2 separate regions of the Mus musculus genome follow, and region 1 is linked to region 2. Evidence: chromatin loops called from intact Hi-C (ENCODE). Cell type or tissue: left cerebral cortex. All regions are shown on one strand.

Region 1 (8,000 bases), 99 kb after region 2:
ATGACTATGAACTCTTGAAATCTACTTCTACTTTTCAAGAGCTGGGATTACAGACATGCACCTCCACACACAATGCCTTCCAATACTGAAGGCTGGTGGAAGCCCTGCACTATGCTAAATATGGTTTCTCCCATGTTGCCTTCAAGAATGATACCCTATCCTCTAGCTTCAGTAATTCCTCTCTCTCTTTAACCTGTCCTTTCATGCGACCTTCTACTCTCTCGGAGCAATGGATGCACTCCATTCTGAGAGTCATTCTCTGTATGTGAGCTAGGATTAAGGACCACAAGACACTCTGATGCTACCCTTCCTTGATGGCGCAGCTACTTTGATGAGAGTTCTGATAACTCAATATCAACCCCAAGCTAATATGAGAGATTCAGGAATAGCTGCATTCAAGATGTGTAGCTATTACTGAGTAGGAGGTAAGGCTATTTCTAGCCTCCCACAATAAGGAACCATTTCATATCCATTAGTTTGTTCATGGAAGATAGTCAAAAATACCTCCCCAAAGAATAACCTACGAAATAGAAGAAAGTTTTCCCAGATTATCCTAAAGCATTGGAATCAAAGGAAGACTTAGTTTTTGCTTTGCCACTCTAGAGCTGTAAAGGCCACCTAAGTGGGCAGCAGTAGCTTTCCAAATACTCTCTATGGTAGGTCATGACTGGCCCATCCAGACGCTGGCCAAGGTGTCAATACCTAGCCAGCCTTGGCAGCTACAGTTGGCTTTGGTTGAAGCAGTTGCCTGAAATAGCCTGGAACAGATGGAGGTTTGGGTGACTGCAATCCTGTCCTAAAGAGTGCCAAATCAAGAGAGAATTAACTCCGTTCTGTTAATTTCCAAACACTAAGGAAAACTACAAACCTCTGAACTAACAGAGAAAGCTGCTGGGGTGAAGGAGTGTTCTGAGAGCAAACAAAGGAGAACAGAAGAGAGCCATCAGGAAGCCTGAGGGTTAGAACAAGATTATTTTGTTTTCCTATCTGAAAGCCCTATAGAATATGGGCCCAGGTTAAAGGTTTAGGGTGTAGGAGTGTAGGAACATCACCAAAAGCTGTCTACTCAAGAATGGACTAAAACGCCTCTAAAATGATATCTTATTATTCAGTAAGGATCGTCACAGTCCTCTGGGGTTACTGGCTAGCCCTTGTCCTCCATGACATCTCTGGAAAAAGCCTTTCTGAAAGTTAGTATCAGTAATCAGTTAATGTTGGTGGGAGGTCTTAGCCATGTGGTACTGTGGGAGCAAGGAAGGCAGCATACTCTGTAGGCTACAACACTTGTGCCTACCAACACTTGTGTTAACCTATTCATTACTTTTCTCATTGTTGTGACAAAATGCCTGATATACGTGATGTAAAGAAGGAAACCATTTGCCTTGGTTCACAGTGTAAGAAGGGAGACAGCGCATCATGCATCACGGTGGAGAACAGCAGCGTGGCAGCAGGGCCATGAGAGAACTGCAGTCAGGAAGCAGGAAAAGGTGGAATACACTGCTTGACTCACTTTCTCCTTTTTTCACTTAGTACAAGACCCCAGCTATGGGATGGTGTCTCTGACAGTAAAAAACAGATAATCCTTGCAAAGTTAAACTTTCCCAGAAACATCTTCTTTGTGTTTCTATGGTTACTGTAAATCACCACTCAACAAAGCCACTAATTCTGAGCCCAATCATGGCACTGAGAAAACAATACAAAGCAAACTAGACAAAACTGTAGATATCTACCCACTCAGAAGGGACATGAGATATAACTGTATTCCTTGAAGTTGAGCCTCTCAGAGACCATCCATTTTTGGTACCCAGAAACACAGGGCCACCTCCTCCAGTCAAAGCTGACCACAGTCCCAGAGGAAAGATCCTGAAACTTATATCACACATTGATCTCTTCTTTGAGAAATATAAGGCCCAGTGCTGAAAAGAAACAATAGAGGCCGAGAAGTACTAGAAAGGAAACTAGCTTTGCAGTACAAAGCTATGCTTCAGTCTTGGCTCAGATAGTCATAATCAGCGGGGGCTTGAGTGCTTTCTAAGGAGCCCTGAAGATCAGAATCCAGAGATTCTGATCTTCAAAATGCACACACAAAAAAAGGCATTGTGTCCTCACAAGTCTATCCTGCCTAGAGATAGGATGCTGAAGAAATTCCACAAAGCAAGAGCTTATCTGTCACTAACAGGGAAAAAAGCCTGTAGCCCAAGGAAAGTAAATGGCCCACTTACTCATTGTCTTAGTTTGAGCATCCCCAGAAATAGTCCTTGAAATGAGCATTCAAGTACAAATATCTTGTTTCAGATATGCAACAAAAGCTGTGAAAGTCTGAGAGTAGAGAAGAAAGCCAAGGAAGAAGGAAAGCAGGCAAGAATGATCTAACAATCTAGTTATGTCTGTGTGCACCTGGAGGTTGATTCCCTGAGAAAATTCAAAACATGAAGTCGATCGAAGACAGAGTTCTGCGTTTATCTCTCCCCTCTAATGAGCCAACTGGGATAGTGACGTGCCAACCCCTCAGAGCCACTGATTGAGGGCTTCTTGGGCAGATGTGGGCAGAGTGACCTTTCCCAGCTCGTAAAGCGAAGCCTACAGACAGTGGCAAGCCACAGTTGGAGGGTCAGAACTAACTAAAATTATAAGGCCCACACCACACATGTGGGCTTCAACAGCTAGCAACCAGCTAAGAGCTGAACTCAAGTTTGTCTGTCATCCTGTTCTGAAATGGCTTAGCACTCATCAGCCCCGTTATGAGTCTCCTGTCCTTGACAACCACTTCCTCCCAGAGTCCATTTGGGCCAGAGCTATACAACCTGTACAAACCTATGACTTGCAAGCCAAATACACTGTCACTGGCATGGCACAAATTTGAGTGTGTGGCACAGGGTCTATTTCCAGGAGATCAATTCAAGAAGATACTTTGGCAGAAGGCAGAATAGTGACTCCTTAACAAATAACAACACAGCAAGTGCCTGAGGCCAGCTGACAGACCGCTGAGCACTCAGTACCTGGTTCAGGTGGCATGCTGAGTGTACAAACAGTAAGCATCCATTCTGATCCACAGAAGCATGTGTTTCTGGAGAGGGTACAAAGAGCCCAGAGCAAAACACACTTGAGTGGTGCGCACATCTCTAGTATACAGAAGTAGCTCAAACCCAAGGAGAATGAAAAGCATCCATGGCTGGAAAGAAATGGGCACCGAGCATTCTTCACAGTGATGATGGATCTGCCGGGGTCACGAGAGTTCAATAGGAGATGTGCTGTGGACACAGAAATATAATCCCTGTGTTCTGGTGGTGCAGAGCGGGTGAATGGGAACAGCAGAGCCTCCCTCAAGCATTAAGGAAAATTCTAACCTCTTGGGTATGGACACAAATAGCAAATGCATCTTGGCCTTGTTGCTATTGTGTGGACTATGCCAGCAATTCTAAGACACACGTTCTTTACATTTTGGTGACTCTGAAGGCTGCATGCAGGTTGCAGTAATGGTGGCCTCCAGTCCCTCCCAGGCACGCGGCAGCTATGGTATGACTGTCATGCCCTACAGCCCGAGATAGCTCCAATGCCTTCACTCGTGTACCAAGTTCAGTTACCTCAGAATAGAATAGCAAAGGCTAGGGATGTAGCTCAGTGACTGAGCATCTGCCTAGCATGCATGAGGCCTATAAATGAAAGTTATCTGAAGGAAGCTGCACCTTCCAGAGCCTTCTGCAGGCAGATCAACTGACTGGAAATTCAACTAATAACTGGCTCATCTTGAGATCCATCCCACGGGCAAGCACCAATTCTTAACACTATTAATGATGTTTTGTTATGCTTGCAGACGGGAGCATGTTATCCTCTGAGAGGCTCCACCCAGCAGCTGACTTAGACAGACACAGATACCCACGGACAAAAAGTGCATGGAGCTTGGAGACTTTTATGGAAGAATAAGCAGAGACTGTGGAGGATTAGACTGTCAATGCATCTACAGACAGGTTATCTTGGGCTGTCTATGCCCTCTTAATAGTCACTTATTGCCCTCCTTTGTAGTGAACTAACATCTTTGTGATCATTAGGAAAACTCTTTGGAATGTACAGATACCTAGCTACCACCACCACCCTCAAAAAAAAAAAAAAAAAAAAAGCTAAGCATGTGATCAGATGGCATCTGAAGCCCATGGCAGAGCTCTCTGCTTTCCTTAACCTGCCTATCTGAGGTTTCCAGCAATGTGTTTAAAAGTGTTGCGATCTGGGGAGGGAGGGTATGGGGGACTTTTGGGATAGCATTGGAAATGTAATTGAGGAAAATACGTAATAATAAAAAAATTGAAAAAAAAAAGAAAAACAGACTGAAGAAAAAAAACCTTAAAAAAGGTGTTGAGATCTATGAATTTCCTTGTTCTGTTACTATGACATCTTCATGAAACTGCTTCTACTTTGGAACATGGTATTGGAGTAATCCGAATCTTCAGAATTTGGTGTGCTATGAGATCCTGAGTACAATCCTCACCACCAAAAACAAAGAAAAAAAAGTAAAAGTTTAAAAAAAAAAAAAAGGAAAACTAGCAAGGTGTTGTAATTACTGCACTTAATAGATTATAGGGCTCAATATCCTATTATTTCCACTTTTTTATACTTAAACATTTCCATAATAGACAGGAACAATGTCTTTAAAAGCACACAGTGTTTTGACAATGAGATGAAGTGATTATTATACTTCCAGAAAAGAAAGAATTGAACGGTAGGATATTGGTGTGATATTAGTAAAACAAATATTTGGCATTGAAGGATTAACTGAAATTTCAACATTGTTTTAGAAAATAGCAAGCAAGCACTTTCTACGAGAATAATATCTACTGGCGCTGAAGCCATGGGACCATATGATGGGTCATGCAAAGCTATCATTAAAATCTTCTACCACTAGCTGGCCATGAAAATGAATTGAAATCTACAACTGATGGGGGTGAGCAAAGCTATCATTAAAATCTTCTACCACTAGCTGGCCATGAAAATGAATTGAAATCTACAACTGATGGGGGTGAGGAGGTGGGACACATCTCCAGAATGAGATACACACCTGGGATAAGGGAGACACCCAAGAATCAATGGGAATGGCCTTAGCTGTGACTAATAGCGTTGGTGATATGGAACCTGAAGAGGCCACTTCCTATATCAAACCAGGAACCCCAGTGGAACAATAAAGACACCAGTCCACCCACAAAACTTTCAACCCAAAATTTATCCTGTCTACAAGAAATGCAGGCATGGGGGGTGGATAGAGCAGAGACTGAAGGAATGGTCAATCAATAACCGGCTCATCTTGAGACCCATCCCATGGGCAAGCACAAATCCTTAACACTATTAATGATGCTCTGTTATGCTTGCAGATGGGAGCATGTTATCCTCCCAGAGGCTCCACCCAGCAGCTGACTCAGACAGATGCAGACATCCACAGACAAACAGTTGATGGAGCTTGGGGACTCCTTTATTTTTATCTTTTTTTATTTTTTTATTAGGTATTTTCTTCATTTACATTTCCAATGCTATCCCAAAAGTCCCCCAGACCCTCCCCCTCCCACTCCCCTACCCACCCACTACCACTTCTTGGCTCTGGCGTTCCCCTGTACTGATGCATATAAAGTTTGCAAGACCAAGAGGCCTCTCTTCCCAATGATGGCCTACTAGACCATCTCCTGCTACATATGCAGCTAGAGACACGAGCTCTGGGGGTACTGGTTAGTTCATATTGTTGTTCCTCCTATAGGGTTGCAGACCCCTTTAGCTCCTGGGTACTTTCTCTAGCTCCTCCATTGGGGGCCCTGTGTTCCATCCAACAGCTGACTGTGAGCATCCACTTCTGTGTTTGCTAGGCCCTGAAGAACAGGAGGAAGGCTTTTGGGTCCCAAAGGGGATAGGAATTGTACAGAAAGACCATCAGAGTCAACTAACCTGGACCTTTAAGGCTCTTAGAGACTGAACCAAAGAACATAAATGGTCTGGACCTAGGCCTCCCCTCACATACGTAGCAGATGTGCAGCTTGGTCTTCATGTGGGTCCTGAACACCTGGAGCAGGAGCTATCTCAAAAGCTATGGCCTGTACATGGGATATGTTCCCCTAGTGAGTCTGCCTTGTCGGGCCTCAGTGGGAGAGGAAGCACCTAGCTTTGCAAAGACATCAAGTGTCAGGGTGAGGAGATGCCCAAGGGAGTCTCACCCACTCAGAGGAGAAGAGGAGGGGGTACAGGAGAAGGATTGTGGGAGGAGTGATCAGGAGGGGCCATTGAGATGGATGTAAAGTAAATAAGTAAAAGAAAATAAATTTAAATTAAAAAAAAAAAGATCTTGTGCCACCCTGGATGTTGTAGCTCATTTCTGCAGTCCCAGTGGACAAAGCACTTGCCATATAAGCCTGAAGACGTATGTTTAGTGGGGGGAAGATTAAACCTAAAGACAAGAAAAGATGAAATCATAAAAGCACATTAAATCAGAAGTCCATGACAGAAGAGGCTGTGAGAAAGAGAAATCTTTGGAAATCACAAATTTCATGTGAGACCCTGTAGCTCACCACAGGCCACTTTAGACCCTCCACCTGCTGTCGCAAAGACAGCAAACTAGTTCCATCTTGAGGACCAACTCTGAGGAGCTACATGGGGAAGGATAAAGGAGCAGCAACGAGGCTTGCCAGAAAGCATCATGAAGGGGCCTAGTAAACCACCCCCCCATCCCCAGGGCTCGAAGCACAGGAGGATTAAATCACAATGGATAAACACTAGACCGGTAACCCCATGCTTTTTGAAATACATTCAAAACAGAAAGGGGCACGTCACACAAAATCCCAGCATCCCATCCAGCTTCTCTGGGCCACATAATACACCCCGAGGTCATAAAAATAGATTGAATGTAGGCTTCTGACTCACGGGCAGGCTATCCCTTCAACAAGGACTGCCACGTAGGAATTCTCCATTGCAAATAACACACCCACCTGATATCCCACCTATAGGCAGGGGATTCGCAGCAAAGGAATGAATTTAAAGTTGTAAAACCCATATAGCTGCCTTGAAGAATGTCCACAGGAAATGTATAAGAGAAGTCGCTTCAGAGCGCAAATGGACTTCAGCCATCACCTCATTCAAATCTCTCTCTGTACGGGGGTGGGGGAGAAATGAGGACCAAAATTAATAGAGTGTCAGAGGCAGGCCTCTGGAGTTCCTAGAGCACGCTGATGACAAGGCAGGAGAAAGTGAGGGAAGCTTTCAACAGTCATTCATACCAGCCCCTGTTATCCTCCCCCACAAACCCAGGAGACAACTGGATACACTGGGAGTAACTACCTAGAGAGCACTGCCTCTATGAATTAAATAAATAAACAAGCAAACAAACAAACAAACAAACCCAGCCACCCTCTACCATAGTGCTAGAACCAGGTTGCACCTGTGTTTCTTCTGAATCCCAAGCCCAGAGGAGTTCTCTAATCTCTTCCATTAATGCCCTAGCCATTCGTCAACAGACTAGAGAGGAGAAAGTCATGACTAGTGCCGTCACCTTGGTTCAACCTAGAGTCACCTAGGATGAGGGTCTTACTCAGACACTGTGGAGTCGAGCTCAGTCTGCGGACATGTCTGGGGAGGACTGTCTTCGTTGCCTAAGTTGAGGTGAGAAGCCTCAGCAGCTGTGAGAAGCCGGCGGCAGCTTTTCACAGACTGCGCCCTGAATTGTACCGCACTTAAGAAAGGTAGCTGAGTGTTCCTCTTTCTCCACATCCTCGCCAGCATCTGCTGTCACCTGAATTTTTGATCTTAGCCATTCTCACTGGTGTGAGGTGGAATCTCAGGGTTGTTTTGATTTGCATTTCCCTGATGATTAAGGATGTTGAACATTTTTTCAGGTGCTTCTCTGCCATTCGGTATTCCTCAGGTGAGAATTCTTTGTTCAGTTCTGAGCCCCATTTTTTAAGGGGGTTATTTGATTTTCTGAGGTCCACCTTCTTGAGTTCTTTATATATGTTGGATATTAGTCCCCTATCTGA
Region 2 (8,000 bases):
TCTTTTTCTTTTTTCAGTGTGTTTGAACATAAAACCTTCCGACTAATTAGCCGTTCAAGTCATCATAAAATGATTGCTTTCAAATTGAGAAGACCAAAAGCTTCACACACACAAGCCGACTGAGGGACAGCACCACTCGTCTTCCACCCAGAGTTTCAATTCACTTCCTAGGGCTATGAATTCAGAGGCTAAATGCATCAGCTAAATACATCAAGAACAATTACACTAGCTGCTCTTACCCTTCATCTCTGTAATAACCTAGCATGCTTCCACATACATGAGCATTCTGACTTACACCAGTCCACCACAATCTTCTGTGGACTGAAGCCTGGAAAGAAACAATACAGGAATGGTTATGCAAATCCCCCAGCTCAGTGCATGCATTTAAATTCAAAGTCTGAAACAGACAACCGCCTCTGTCTGACTTTCAATTTCATTCCTTTCTGATCCTGTATGCGCTGGGTGTGTCCAGCTCAGTATTTAGCACAGAGTACACAAGGTTAGACCTGGTAATCATGATTTCAAGATTATTAGACAAAGGAGAGGCATAGGAGCCAATCAAAACAGTCACCTGTGTGAGGCTCTGTGACCAAGAAGGGTCTGGTATGCCAAGCAGGAACTGCCAAACCCTGATAGCCGCTAAGGCAAACTTGACCTGAGGATGGGATCTAAAGGATGCACAGAATTAAATGTGCCATGCTGAGCTACACCCAGCACTGTGTATAGTCCTTAGAAAGATCCCTCCCGGCCAGAAGTGCAGTGCACATCTTTAATCCCAGCACTTCGGAGGCAGAGGCAGGTGAATCTCCATGTTCGAGACCAGCCTGGTCTGTAGTTCCAACAACTACAGAGTTCCAAAATCATCTATTGCTTTTGCAATTCCTCTATGGGTTCTCACTGATAAGAGGTTTTAGCCTAGAAATTTCTTAGGTATACTTTCATCAGCCTGGAAATAATAATTAAGGCTTTCTTCTATTCTAAGTTATAGGAGGAGACACTGGAGGGACTGTAAGACATAGTTCTTGACCTCAAATCTGGAAAGGAAGAAAAGAAGGATTCTAGTTAGAGCTGAAAAAGCAAGGTTGAAGCCAGGCATGGTGGCACATGCCTTGAATCCTAGCGCTTGGAAGACAGAGGCAGGTAGATCTGAAGCTAGCCTGGTCTACATAGAGAGATCCAAGATAGCCAGCTCTACTTCAAAGAGGGAGAGGAAGGGAGCCGGGGAGGGGAGGGGGAGGAAGAGGGGGAGGGAGAGATTGATTTTATAAATCTGTCACAGCAGCTCCTGCTACTACACATGCAAAAGTCAGCCAGACTCCCAGCATAGACAGGTGTTTTAGTCTGAGGTCTGTCGATGAGATGAAAACACGACCAAAAGTAACTTAGGAGGAAAAATTTTACTTCACCACACAGTTTATATGCCATCATCCAGAAAATTCAGGGCCAGAACCCAGAGGCAGGAACTGAAGAAGTATTCCTCCTTCCATGGAGGAACACTGCCTACTGACTTGCTCCTTGTGGCATGTCTATCCTTCTCTCTTGTACCACAAGGAGCTGGCTTCTCCCACAACAATCATTAATTATGAAAATCCCACACACAGAGACTTGCATACAGGCCTATTAGAGGGAAACATGTTCTCAGTTGAAGTTCCCCTTCCCAGATAATTCCAGCTTGTGTTAAATTGAAAAAGAAGAAAATAGCCAGGAGAGATAAGGTAGCCCCCCCCCCCCCCCCCCCGCTGAGGAGTTATTGGTAGAGGATAGTTGCTAGGGAGGGAGAACCATTCTTTCTGGAGGATGTGACTGCTAATGGGTTTCCATGTACTCTGGTGGATGGCTCCCACACTCAAGCACTGACTACAATTAGTGCCTTATCAAAGACAGTGAATTGAGAGAGGCACAGTAGGAAGTACATGGAGGGAGTTGAGGGAAGAAATGTGGGGAGATATGATCACTGTCCACTCTGGCTGAACAGCCCAACTTTCCCAATATAATGACTGCATCTCATGTGCAGGGAATGTCACACTTGATTTTGTTTTTAAACAAGATAGGTTTGACTTTGTGGCAAATTAGTAAAAACTGATTATAATCAACTATATTGCAAAAGAGATATTTTTGCCAGAAAGGCTATTTTTACAGGCCAGTGCTTGCAAACTGTAATCTAATTGAAAACAGTAGGCCTCTAAGAAAGGACTTAGTTATATGTTAATAGAAGCTTAGCTTAAAGGCTTATAGATGCAAGACCCCACTTTCCTCTGAATTGGCCTTTGAAGACTTAGCTGCAACTCTTGACCCTCATTTTCAGAACAGCTGGAAAGCATCATAGTTTGGTCACCAAAAATCCTAAGGTAGGTCATTGGTTATAGGGGAGCTTTGCATGTATATAGGAAGCCGAGCATGTACAAAGCTCTGACACCAGCGATACATACAAACACAGATAGAATACTCACAAGGGATAGCTAAGGTCATAGATATGCAGCGTTTAAGGAGAAATGAAGGAATAGAGCTGAGAGGACAGAGACTGGATTTAAGGCACCAACAGAAAAAGATCCAACCTAGAATTCAGGTCATCTCTCGGCCAGACTTGGACGATGAGAACAGGGGAGAAAGAGCCTTGCCCAGGGAAGAGCACATTGATTAGTTATCTGATCCCCAGTGATCCGCCCCCAAAACATACACAGACGGAGCAGGTTGTATTTATATATTTAAGTAATATTTGTAACAGCAGTTGAAGAAAAAGAAACCATGAATTTGACAGAGAGCATGTGTTGAGGGAGACACATAGTAAGGACTAGAGGAAGAAAATGGAAGAAGGAACTGTAATTATATTATCATTTCAAAATATTTTAAAGTGTATTTTAAAAAGGAAAAAAAGTCTTCTGGGTGGATTGGGCACGTAGCTTGATGGCAAAGCATTTGCTTAGCATGTTCAAGACCCTGGTTTCAGTTTCCTGGACTGCACAAAAGTTGATGATGATGATGATGATGATGGTGATGGTAATGATGGTGATTGTGATGATGGTGATAATAATGATATCCTCTGGTAAAAGATTCCACGCCTGACACAATAATCCTCTACCTCACCAATCACTAGCACACCCAGGGCCATCATTCTGTCCTTGCCCACAGTAGGTAAGCTGAGTGGGGCTGGCCCTTTTCCCTCAGATGTGATTTCACCTGTGCTCACCCTTACCTCTCGAACACCAGTTTCCCACTTAGGACTCACTGGAATTCTATCTTCCGCAGGAAATCAGTCTTGTCATGCTGGTTGCAAGCTCTCTGCTTTGCATAGCCCTGTGGTTTAACGTCTCTTGAAGAGTGTGCCTTTTAAAATGCATTGACTTGAACTCCAAATTAAGTTCTAAGCTACTTGAAAGTGTGGCGTGTCGCTTCCTTTATCCTTATAGCCTGGCTCTTAGTCCGATGCCTTCCGCAGCATCAATAACTGTGGAAACCTCCCTGAGTCGCATGCAAATTAATTGAATACAGGTTTGATTAAGCTTCTTTGGCTTTCTTCAAGGAGAAAAAAAAAAAAAAGAACTATTCAGCAGAATAATGCTTACCAGAGGCAAGGAAGGATAAGGAGAGAGTGGGGTGGGAAACGGTTGATGGATGAGCGCTGTTACAGTTATGAGAAGAGTTCTGGTGTTCTGCCTCACAGTGGCTGAGTGTGGATAAAGATAGCATGCTGTATACTTCAAAACAACTAGAAGAGATGACTAGAATGCTTTCTCAAAGAAAGTATAAATATTTAAGGACATAGATGTATTTATCCAGATTCGAACATTAGATAATAAGCACAGTGTAAAATATCACATGGGGGCTGGAGAGATGGCTCAGACGTTAGGAGCACTTGTGCTCTCAAAGAGAATCTGAGTTTGACTCCTGTGCCAGAGAATCTGATACCCTCTTCTGGCCTCTGTGGGCACCTGCATACATGTGCCACACACAAAATTAAAATAAAAGCAATATTATTTTTTCTTTTGTTTCTTTTGTTTTTCTTTTTTATTAGATATTTTCTTCATTTACATTTCAAATGCTATCCCCAAAGCCCCCTATACCCTCCCTCCACCCTGCTCCCCAACCCACCCACTCCCACTTCCTGGCCCTGGCATTCTTCTGTACTGGGGCATATGATCTTCGCAAGACCAAGGGCCTCTCCTCCCATTGATGGCTGCCTAGGCCATCCTCTGCTACATATGCAACTAAACACACAGCTCTAGTGGGTACTGGTTAGTTCATATTGTTCCTCCTATAGAGTTGCAGACCCCTTTAACTCCTTGGGTACTTTCTCTAGCTCCTTCATTAGGGGTCCTGTGTTCCATCCAATAGCTGACTGTGAGCATCCACTTCGTATTTGTTAAATGGGGCTAGAGAAGGCTCCGCAGTTAAGAGCCCTGACTGAGCTCTTTCAGAGGATACAGGTTTGAATCTCAGCATCACAACTCTCTGTAACTCAAGTTCCAGGGGATCTGATGTCTTCTTCTTCGAGCATCCATTGGCACTGCATACACTTGGTGCAAATACATACATTCAGGCAAAACAAATGCACATAAAATAAAAATAAATTCTTTTTAAAAATTATTTTAAAATCACAAGGTAGTCTATAAATATATAATTTTATGTGTTAATTAAAATCTAAGTCTGTGAAAAGAAAAATATATTTCAAGTATCAGGGAGTAATATTTTGGCTGAGCCTGAGATTTTTTGTTTGTTTGATTTTTGGGTTTTGTTCTATGTTTTTCGAGACAGGGTTTCTCTGTATAGCCCTGGCTGTCCTGGAACTCACTTTGTAGACCAGGCTGGCCTCGAACTCAGAAATCCGCCTGCCTCTGCCTCCCAAATTCTGGGATTAAAGGCGTGCGCCACCACCGCCCAGAGAGCCTGAGATTTTTATAAGACTTAGCATTGCAAGCTTTGGCCTCCAGGCTCCTGGTGAATGATAATATGATTTTCCAGTGACATGTTTCTAGAACAAAATCAGACAGCCTCATCATCAGACAATAGCCAATCAGCAACACGATTCAGCACAGAATTGTTATATAACCCAGAAGACAGCTTTCGCTTCATTTAAATGCAGTGAGTGGAGCTGAGGTCAAGGAGGCAGAGCAGATTAACCCAACTATTATTCTGAAGTGAGGAAAAATCCTTGTCGGAAAGAAAAAGAGACCTCCACAAAACCGAGACCCGTCTCCTGGTGTGAGGAATTTTTTTTAAGCAGATTCTGTCCCACTTGATCATCTGTGATTCTTGGCAGATGATATGGCATCATTTTCAATTACAATGACTAACAGAACTTTTTGTGAGATCTAATAAGTATACCAGCTCCCATAATGGTTCTTTATAAGTGTTCAGGCAGCTCAAATACTGTCATTCCAGCCTAAGATTCCACACTCTTTTGAATATACTTCGTGTTTCTTTTTAATGATCCCATTAGACAAATCAAGATTTTTGTCAAAGCAGAACTAGGAATTTTGACCTCACACTAAATTTTGATTGGTGGCACTCAGTGATCAAATAATACAGAACATACAATTTTAAAATTGCCAGCCTATTGCAATAACGAAAGAAGAGATGAAGGGAAGCTAGAGGCAGCACATCTACTTTACTCTTGGGGAGCTTATAATCTAGTTAGACACACAATGTGAAGTCGGAGTTTCGTAGTGAATGAGTGGTACATTATCCACACACAACTGCAAAGCACTGCGCTACTGGGGGAAGGAGGAGAGGGGTAGTTAGAGGGCAAAGAGTGGGGTTTGAGTCCCAGAGCCACCTCTTCCTTGATATACATCTTCAGAATAGACAGACACCTAACCTTTTTGAGCTTCAGAGTCCTCTTCCAGAAATTGCTTAGCTTGCAAGGACATTTTGAAGATTTATAAGGAAATAGTGTATATGAAAGCCAACCTAATAAGCTGTGAGTCTGTATATGTATAGTCACCCATGGACTTTTTTTTTTTTTTTGAGCCTTGCTGTATGTCTAATACCATCCTCAGTACATAAACATCTCTACTCTCCTCCTGGAAGCCTGGTTCAATCCCCAGCACCATATAAAGCCATTAAGTCTTAAACCTGGCTGTGATGCTACTAAACTTATCAAAGAGGAACGAACCACCAGATCTCCCAGCATCTGTCAGTCCCTACCTGTTACAGGGCCCTCCTGGCTAGCACACCCTAAACTTCTCCAGCCCAGAGGCTGGACTGCCTTCCCCCTAACCAGCTGCACTTTGGACTTTTTCACTACTTTCCTAGCCTCTTCATCTGGCTCTCCCTTGTCTGCTCACTCTTCTCCCTACATAGCCCAGCTCAGTCTGGTCACATTCACTCTGGACTCTCTAAGATGTCCCTGCATCTGGCTATGCTCTTCATTTTAATTATAAGAAAGTTTTCCTCCACTATACCTAAAAGCAGTCATGTCCTTTTATTTTTTTTTTAATTTCGTTTTTACATTTAAAATCCAGGTGTGGTAATATCCTGCCAATCTGGAGGAAGGACCAGGAGGGTGAATGAGAACAAAGCCAGCCTAAACTATGTGAGACCCCATCTCAGAAAACAAGACAAATAATGAACTGAGCAGATTCCTACAGGCTCTCTGAGAACCACATGGGTAGCAAAAGAGAAGCAGGAAGAGGAAAAGCTGAGCTTCCTTATCAGGTAAATCTGGAAAGAGTTGGGGGAGACAGAAAAGATCCTTCACAGAGATGATATCTCTTAGAAGTGGGTAAGCAGAGCGCTATTCAAGTACACTTTCTGTCTGGAGCGAAAAAAGTAAACTGAATCTATATCCACACCCAAGGATGCTGAGGTCAGATTCATCCACACCCAAGGATGCTGAGGTCAGATTCATCCACACCCAAGGATGCTGAGGTCAGCCAATGCAAAAGAAAATAACTGTTCAGTGAAAACTGTTTCACCTTGAGATACGTGAATGCATAGTAAGCAGAAAACCCACTAACTGAGCTCAGATTTGGAAACGATCCTACTAGAATAGACAGAGGGAACTCAACTCAGAAACAAGGGAATATATTAAATATTAGTGAAGAGACTTGGAGGACACCCTTGGCTCAGGGGATCTGGGGGACAAAGGATGTCACCTTGGTTGCCATTTCCCACCAGCAGGTAGAGGCTGCCTGGAGCAACCCTTCAGGAAGAATGCAAAGGCTTTGTCTGCACTCAGTGGGAGAGTGCCAGGATGAAATATTGATGGCAGCCTTGGGCACTGGATGGTACAGTCATCACTGCAGCTTTCTCTGCTAATCCTGCTTCAATGGGGCCCCAGTTCCTCCAAGATCATAAGCATGCACAAGTGAAGTTTAGCAGAACAGTGGCTCAGGGTTTGTGGGCATCTCATGGTCACTGAGACAGGGCTCTAGGCTGAGCTTTTAACAAAGCCTACTCGGCTTGCAGTAAAAGCTGCCTGCAAAGCCACATGTGTGGATGACCATGAAAGTGTGCAGAGGGGACTGTTGACCTTGAACGGCTCAGCGTCTACTGTGGAGAAAGCAGTATATAAATATGAATCAGACATTTATTCAGATTTTTTAAGGTGCCATTCTTTTCTGCACATTGCATAAGTTAAAGGACAATGACACAGAAAAGAAAGTGAAACCCATATCCAAACTTCCCTCCAGGACCTCTGCAAACTCGATTTCTAGTGAGTCCTGGAGCAGCTTCCTACTCAGGGCTGCTAATGGAATCCCTTCCACACTCTGATTCTTAATTTCTTGGCAAAAGATTTTTTTTCACTTTCTTGCCACACTACCTTCAAATCACCAGATTCTCTCACCTATAACATAAATGAATTTTAATTTTTTTGGCAGCCATATGTGAATGCCTCATATATAAAATCTTCATAAAATCTACCAGGAGGACCAGCAGGGCATGTGTCAATATAGTAGGAACCATTCCAGGCCAGCGAGCTGGCTCTACAGATGAAGGCGCTTGCCACCAAGTATGATGACCTGTGTTCAATCCCTGAGCCCCATGTGGTGGGATGATAG

Evidence for each region. Peaks named below come from ENCODE experiments on the same cell type or tissue, not always from the same donor. Only the 100,000 strongest peaks of a DNase experiment are listed, where the experiment ranks them.
Region 1: it touches region 2 in a loop (4-fold over the local background); 3 of 42 quality-filtered maps call a loop at or near these places.

The regions. Positions count from the first base shown.
Region 1 is chr6:73,379,182-73,387,181 of GRCm38, reverse strand. No RefSeq gene overlaps it. Among named protein-coding and RNA genes, the nearest start is that of 4931417E11Rik, 86 kb to the left of the region's middle. In left cerebral cortex, no CTCF peak of the experiment used is centred here; a DNase peak (open chromatin) is centred at 757.
Region 2 is chr6:73,478,283-73,486,282 of GRCm38, reverse strand. No RefSeq gene overlaps it. Among named protein-coding and RNA genes, the nearest start is that of 1700065L07Rik, 11 kb to the right of the region's middle. In left cerebral cortex, no CTCF peak of the experiment used is centred here; no DNase peak of the experiment used is centred here.